2 separate regions of the Homo sapiens genome follow, and region 1 is linked to region 2. A link is a contact called in ENCODE Hi-C or POLR2A ChIA-PET data. All regions are on one chromosome and are shown on one strand. The core of a region is the stretch at or near the end of the contact, and the rest is flanking DNA. Distances in the headings are between cores, read along the strand shown. Region 1 overlaps STK24 (serine/threonine kinase 24). Region 2 overlaps STK24 (serine/threonine kinase 24).

The links. Hi-C counts contacts between places; a loop is a spot of excess contacts on that map. ChIA-PET counts read pairs that join two places held with the same protein, here RNA polymerase II (POLR2A). Pooled maps may share reads with other maps.
Region 1: a map of CD4-positive, alpha-beta T cell shows a loop between it and region 2 (2.2-fold over the local background). The contact joins two enhancer-like sites. A Hi-C loop is called at or near these places in 24 of 168 maps with a recorded cell type or tissue (B cell, CD4-positive, alpha-beta T cell, CD4-positive, alpha-beta memory T cell and 17 more), 16 of 37 single-sample maps with no recorded cell type and 25 of 50 pooled maps. POLR2A ChIA-PET finds 5 or more read pairs at or near these places in 18 of 52 experiments (AG04450, CD4-positive, alpha-beta T cell, CD4-positive, alpha-beta memory T cell and 12 more).

Annotation. Positions count from the first base shown.
Region 1 is chr13:98,555,451-98,558,975 of GRCh38, reverse strand. All of the region lies in intron 1 of STK24 (serine/threonine kinase 24), which reads left to right. Among named protein-coding and RNA genes, the nearest start is that of STK24, 20 kb to the left of the region's middle. Within about 2 kb of position 1,940, at least 2 of the 41 ENCODE cell types and tissues checked have a DNase peak (open chromatin) inside an H3K27ac peak, as active enhancers do.
Region 2 is chr13:98,516,340-98,520,145 of GRCh38, reverse strand. STK24 (serine/threonine kinase 24) reads left to right here. Exons shown (of 11, transcript NM_001032296.4): 2 at 673-903. Among named protein-coding and RNA genes, the nearest start is that of STK24, 59 kb to the left of the region's middle. RefSeq lists an enhancer at 2,537-2,596. Within about 2 kb of position 2,470, at least 5 of the 41 ENCODE cell types and tissues checked have a DNase peak (open chromatin) inside an H3K27ac peak, as active enhancers do.

The sequences.
Region 1 (3,525 bases), core at 691-3,190, 39 kb before region 2:
TCAGGCTGGTCTCGAACCCCCAACCTCAGGTGATCCGCCTGCCTCAGCCTCCTAAAGTGCTGGGATTACAGGCGTGAGCCACCGTGCCCAGCCTAGGGATATATTAATATTTTTATTGTAATTTACTTCTGTGGTCACCATTGTTTGATGCAAAAAGAAGCACAGTTTTTCAATTGTAAGAAATAAAGTTTAAAATATGTGGACTGTTCCCAAATACATTCCCGATTTCACTTGTAACTTTGTTGGTTAGTCGCCTGCATATTTTCGTATAGAAAGGAGTTTGGAAATAGCAGTTAAGTTGTGAGGCTAGGCTAGAAAAGCCTTTTACTCCAAAGTCTATGTAAACTATAATCTTAAGAGTTAAGTTCCTGGTTCTGAAGGCAGGAAGCTAGTTGGCATAAGAGAGTTGGAGGAGGAGGAGGAGTTTTCTTTATGTTTCTGGGTGCAGGTTTCTGAGTTAGTTTAGGTTGGTCTTTGGGGCTGTGCCAGGCCTGGCTGTGCCCTGCAGTACCCCCTTCTCCATTGTAGTGCCCTCCTGGTGTTGTACCGCTCTGGTGTTTACTGCATTCCTCTTTGCTGCACCCCCTCTAGTGGGTTCAGTAGTTCCCATGAAAACAGGATTCCTCCTGTCAAAATTGCTCAGCTGGATGCTGGGAAAGTATTCCTAATAGTTCATAAAACCGGTAGGCCTTCTTAATTATGGGAAGAAAGATGTGTGTTGATCTGAATAGATATCTAATAGGTGGTATATCAGCCAATGTGTAAGGCATAGGAGATGGTGTTTAGAGTTGAAGAGGGATCTGTCATACGTCTGGTGCAGTGCTGGCATTGGGATTAGATGACTAACAGCTCCGTCTTCAAGGAGCTTATGGCCCAGTAGCAGAGGCACATGTGTCGCATACATTTCAATGGGAAAAAATGCATTTATGGAAGTATAAGGCTCAGAAGTAGCGCAGAGGAGGGGGTAATTAAGTATCTAGACCTAGCCGGCTGAAGATTAATAAAGGAAACAATGGCTGAGCTCTGTTCTAGAAGAATTTCTTTTAAAGGCAGAGGGCATCCAGACAGATTAGAATGTTCAAAAGCATGGTGTCTTTAAATGGCACAGAGTGTTTGGAAAAATACAAGGAATCCAATTCTGCCGGACTTAAGGGGAAAGGAAAGAGAACAAGACACATATGTTGAAGAAGGTAGTCCAGGACCAGATCATATCAGGTCCTAAAATAAGTGCTCCCAGACTACCTTGTCATTATCACCCATGGGACCATGCTGAGTGGTTTGGGCTTTAGCCTATTAGGTGATGTGACATTTCTGGGAAATTTGAATTGGCAGAATGAGACCCATTTTGGGCGTTGACAGTTTGGTGGTTAGACTGGAAAGGAAGGAGGCTGGTCCCCCAGCTAGGTCTCATTGCGGTTTCCCAGGTAAAAGCTGATGCCAGATCGAACTGTGCCACCAGTGGGTGGGGAGGAGGAGGGATTTGAGGGAGGGAGCTGTGGGGGTGAGCGGGGCAGGCTTCAGTGATGATGGTGATGGAGGGAGGGAGGTGCCCTGGGGCGAATGAACGCACCCACGCACCCAAGTCCTTGGGGCTGATGACTAGCATGGAAGATGAAGATCCTATGTAGATAAGGAATTCTGTTTCAGATGAGTGGATTGTGGGCAGAGGAAATGAACAGGCAGTTAGAAATATGGGTCTGGAGCTGGTGGAAGAGTTCAGGCTAGAGACTGAGTCTGGTGACTGATTAATTAGGTCATTTGTGCTAGCAACATGGGACGGCTGTTATCACTATACAGAGGGTGATTGAAGAGGGAGTAGCCTGTGTTTCAGATCCCAGACTTCATCACACTTGGCTACTCCACCTAGCTTTACCTGCTAGGCAAAGCAGGTTCTGCTCTGAATGTGAGCCCCAGAGTGTCCACACGGCAGCAGCATTGGCTCAGGTGGATGGATGGGGTGCGAGGTGCTGTGGGTGGCTGATCACCAGTGGGAACAGTGTGTCAGCTGGTCGTAAGTCAAGAGTAGCTTGTAATTTCTTAGACGACAGGAGTTCCTTTTAACAAATTTATTAGACAAATCATGTGTCTGAGCTCCACATACCTAATATATACATCATTTTGACCCTGCATCTCTTGTCCAGTTTAGTGGTGGTCACTTCCGAAGTGGGTCCTAAAGTAGTTTTCCAGTGAGTTGCATAGCAGAATTTAAGGCTGTTTAAACAGCCTCAGTCTTGGTTGCACCTGCAAAAATCGGGTAGAAGCCTCTAGGTGAGTTAAACCCAGCAGACTTTCATTTTAACCCAGGTGGGTGATTCTGGGCTTCCAGTGGTGCTGCTTTTACCATCCCTGGTTTGATGTGGCCCAGGGTGGCTGGCATGACCCTGGCTGGTGTTGTTACTCACCATTGGGGCACATACTCATTGTGTTACAGTGATTTTTTTGTTGTTGTTGTTTTTCAGTTGTAGGCAAAAGAACAACAACCTCAACTAGTTTAAGCAAAAAGAAGAAGGGGAGATTCATCTGCTCACAGCACTGAAAGGGCTGCAGTGGGCTTGACTTCCAGTACAGTGGAACGTGAGGGCTTACTTCTTAGGCAGGTGTGCCCCAGCCGATGATAAAGGCGGCTGCCCGCAGCACCCAGCCTTAATGATGTGATCCTGGGGGACAAAGAGCACCTCTTTTTCAGTAGCTCTAGCACAAGTTCTTAGGCAATGCTGAGCGTCCTAGCATAGTCCTTAACCCTGGACTGATCCCTGTGGCAAGAGGAGTGGGGCTCTGGCCAATCCATGCCCCCTGCCAGCCCTGTTGGGGAATCCAGGCCATGCGACTGACAATTCCCCGGGGAAGGAGGAGAAGTCAGGAAAGATAGAGTTCTTCCTGAAGTGGGTCCTGAGTATGGGACCGAATTTCTTATCCGGGCATTTCGTCAGGTATATGCTGATAAAAGACCTTATCTAGAGAAAGGAAGACATTTACATAAGACAGGGAGGCTGGTAGCCCGCACGGTGGCTCACGCCTGTAATCCCAGCACTTTGAGAGGCCGAGGCGGGTGGATCACAAGGTCAGGAGATTGAGACCATCCTGGCTAACATGGTGAAACCCCATCTTTACTAAAAATACAAAAAAAATTAACCGGGTGTGGTGGCGGGCACCTGTAGTCCCAGCTACTCGGGAGGCTGAGGCAGGAGAATGGCGTGAACCCAGGAGGCGGAGCTTGCAGTGAGCGGAGATTGCGCCACTGCACTCCAGTCTGGGTGACTGAGCAAGACTCCATCTCAAAAAAAAAAAAAAAAAGACAGGGAGGCTGATATGTGTAGGACGTTTTTAATTGGTTAAAACCAATCAGGAGTTTTCTGTTGAGAGTGAGGTTTTTATTTATTTATATATTTTTTTTATTGAGACGGAGTCTCACTCTGTCGCCCAGGCTGGAGTGCAGTGGTGCGATCTCGGCTCACTGCAAGCTCCGCCTCCCGGGTTCATGCCGTTCTGCTGCCTCAGCCTCCCGAGTAGCTGGGACTACAGGCG
Region 2 (3,806 bases), core at 1,221-3,720:
GAGCTCTGACAGCTAGCCTTCTTAGAAATGTATACTATATATGTATGTGTAACTAATCAGGTGGTTAAGAGCTTTTAGAGGCTATTTCCAGGGTACAGCATGTATGTGACAAAACAGGCTGCTTATTGTTTTCTGGAATCTGGTTAGATTGTTATTGTTTTGGTGAAGGCAGTACTATTCATGAAGATGCATAGTTACGGTATACGTTTTTTTTTCTGTTCTGTGATATAGCTGGTTAACATTTTAGTAAAAATTCATTTGAATTCAGGAACTTTTGGGGATTGGGTATGGAGAAAAGTGAATTTTTGCTTAGACAAAAGTGATTTTTCGATAAGTCTGTGTATCCTAACATTCCAATAAGTGCTTAGATTTTAATTTACCCTCATTATACAAAAGTTGGCATTTTTTCCATGTTTTCTAATCTAGCTGGGTGATTGTTCTTATTGTACGCTTGCTGCCTTTCATAGTCTGATGCGCATGTGTAGGTGAGACCTAGGAATCTTATGTCCTGAACCTGCAGAGCTGTGGTCACCACCAGCCTGATGCTGGACACAGAAAATAGATGAGTCCCTGGAAGACAGTGTGGTCTATAACATTACACATAAAATTGACAAAGGAGTTGTGGTGCTATGAGGGACTAAAGTTTCCCTTTTCTCTTCCTTCTCTCTACAGAACCTAAAGGCAGACCCAGAAGAGCTTTTTACAAAACTAGAGAAAATTGGGAAGGGCTCCTTTGGAGAGGTGTTCAAAGGCATTGACAATCGGACTCAGAAAGTGGTTGCCATAAAGATCATTGATCTGGAAGAAGCTGAAGATGAGATAGAGGACATTCAACAAGAAATCACAGTGCTGAGTCAGTGTGACAGTCCATATGTAACCAAATATTATGGATCCTATCTGAAGGTAAGGCTTAAAATAACGTGCTTCTCCGTTCTGCAGCACTTGGCTGAGGTGCCAGCAGGGAATGGGAAGGACTCTGATAGGACAAAGCACAGCAGGTTTCAGAGCAAGGAGAGATGTTTTGACCTTCGTGATCAAAAGAACCTGGCTTTGATAGTTCCATCATCTCAAATGTCTCCTATAGAAATATTTGTGGTGAAAGTGTTTGATGTTCTAATTCTCTTTTGAATAAGGAAGAGTATTTCTGGTGGGACTTTGTCATTAAAACTGTTTCTTATTAAGTTATTATAACAGTTATTCACCTAATTTTAGGACTGCTTATGATTAGTATTAAAAACTCATACCAACTTAAGAATGTTAATCTTTTGATATTCTCACTTACCAGCTGTGGTTTAATTTAATGCTGTTAAAAACTGCTGATGAGAATTGATAATGTTGGTTAGTTAGCTAGCTTATCTACGCTTGACTTTTAAGAATGCTAGGCAAATTGGTAATTACTTAAATAAAACGGTAGTTATAATAATATGACACAAAAATTGTCCTGCACTGCCACTCTGTTCTTTAAGTGGGAAAGAATAGTATTAAAAATGTTTTTCTGATCCTGCATGGAACCATTTTACCATTTTAGACATCGTAGAACAATCCTGTTACAACACTAAGAAGGCTTATGACCGTTCTTGTGTTTCAAGTTCCTCAAAATATACCTGTTTCACTGAACTTAAAAATGTTGTAACCTTTAAAATGGGGTTTTAGAAATCATAAGAATTGGTGGGGAAAAAAACGCTCTGAAATAATTATTGTGGAATACAGAACTATGAAGAAAGAAATGATGATTTTCCAGGGGAGGCAGCGATAAACCTGGATAATTTGGGCCAGGCCTCTTCCTCCCCTGGCCTTACCCTCTAAAGTCTCTAAGTTACAACTTGTAAGCTGCTCTGATGTGAGAAGGGAGCGTGTAGGTTTTGCTTTTGTAGAAATACAGTAAGGTGTAAGTCAGAGGATGGACATTTTGAGAACCATTGATTAACTAAAATGGATATTTAAAGGAAATCAAAATTGAGCAGTGATCCCTTTTTTATCCCTTGTGTAAAGGACAGCAGTGTGTCATAGGTCAAATGTAGCATTTTGAAATGGAAAGAGTGAGTTTTGGAGTCAGGTGTCACAGGACTTGAATCTTGTCATTTACTTTGATGTGTGGCCTTGAGTGAGTTTTCATTATTTTTTATAACTTCTCCACTTTCTCATTTGCAAAATGGAAAATTATGGTATATATCATATGTTACAAAGATTAAATGGAATTAAGTATGTGAAAGTACTTGACATGTAGTAGGTACTTAATGCGTATTTTCCTTCCTTGGTAGCATTTATTCATACCTCATCTCTTAAATTACCCTGCAATGAATATGCAATGAAGGTAGTTTGCAGTTAAGGTATCCATTGAGGTCAAACCAAGGAAACCAGGGTTAAAGAATGGAGGAAGAATGCCAACAAGAAGAGCAAATGTTGCTGTGTGGTGCACCCAGTTTGGGTCTTGACACAGCAAAAACGAAAGCACTACACATGTGACTTCCGTGGGGGAATGCCAGCATCTTGATGTTAAATTTCTTTTTTTTAATGAGATGGAGTCGTGCTGTGTAACCCAGACTGGAGTGTAGTGGGGCGATCTCAGTTCACTGCCCCCTCCGCCTCCCGGGTTCAAGCGATTTTCCTGCCTCAGCCTCCTGAGTAGCTGGGATTACAGTCGCTCACCAACCACCGTGCCCGGCTAATTTTTGTATTTTTAGTAGAGATGGGGTTTCACCATGTTGTCCAGGCTGGTCTCGAACTTCTGACCTCAGGTGATCCACCTGCCTCAGCCTGCCAAAGTGCTGGGATTATAGGCATGAGCCACTGTGCCTGGCCTCGATGTTAAATTTCGATTGAAAACAAACAGCTAAAGAAACTCAGTTTGGATTCTGTCCACTGTACTGCGTACTATTCCCTGTGAAATTACTTCAGCAGTAGTGTTCTAGTAAATTCAGAGTTGGATTTCGTGTGGTTTGCTGATGTTGTATTTTAATATGAATTATTATGATGGTTTTGGCAAAGGAAGTGTGGAGGATCCTGACAAATATTTGGTGATTTATACCAGCTAATATTTAACTATGGAAATTAAGGATCAGTGGTTCAAAACATCTTGTTCAACCTCAGCTCCTTAGCACGATCTTTACTGCATGCTGGAATGGGCTGCTTTATTGTGGCCAAATATAGCGGCCACAGTACATATCTGCATGTATCTAGAGATTCCATCCAAACAGGTCCTGTTCTTGCCTGAGCTGCTAATGCTAGAACGTTAGGTTTCAGATCAGCCTAACCTTGATCTAAGGTTGCCCCGGTATTTTGTTTAGTTATTGTAACGTCAACTGCCGTAGTAAACTCCTTAAATGTGTAACGACTCATACATGTTAGAAATGTATCTCTTCCTCACTGGTTGCCCTGATCCGTGGGCTGTTTTCCTTCAGACACTGATTCAGGAACCTGAGTTCCTTTTATCTTATTGTTCCTTCATCTTGACAAGTGGCTGTGCTCAGCTGCCATAAGTCAGCGTTGGGGGAGAAATGGAGGCTCACGTGTGGGAAGTTTTTATGTGCCCAGGCCTGGACGTAGGGCACATTGTTTCTGTTCATGTTCTCCTGGTCAGAACTCAGCCACATGACCCACACCTGACCCAGGAGAGGCTAAGAAATGTCATTGAATAGTGTGCTTCGTGGGAAGAGGACACAGGCTGTGTGCACAGTAGGCTGGCCTTTTCAAAGTCACTTCATCTCTGTAGGAAGTGGAATAGCTCAGGGAGTGGTCTTCAGGTGCTGATGGCCTCCAGGCAGGTTGAAAAGTGTTGATACTTTATCCAGTGCGCTCTCTGTATT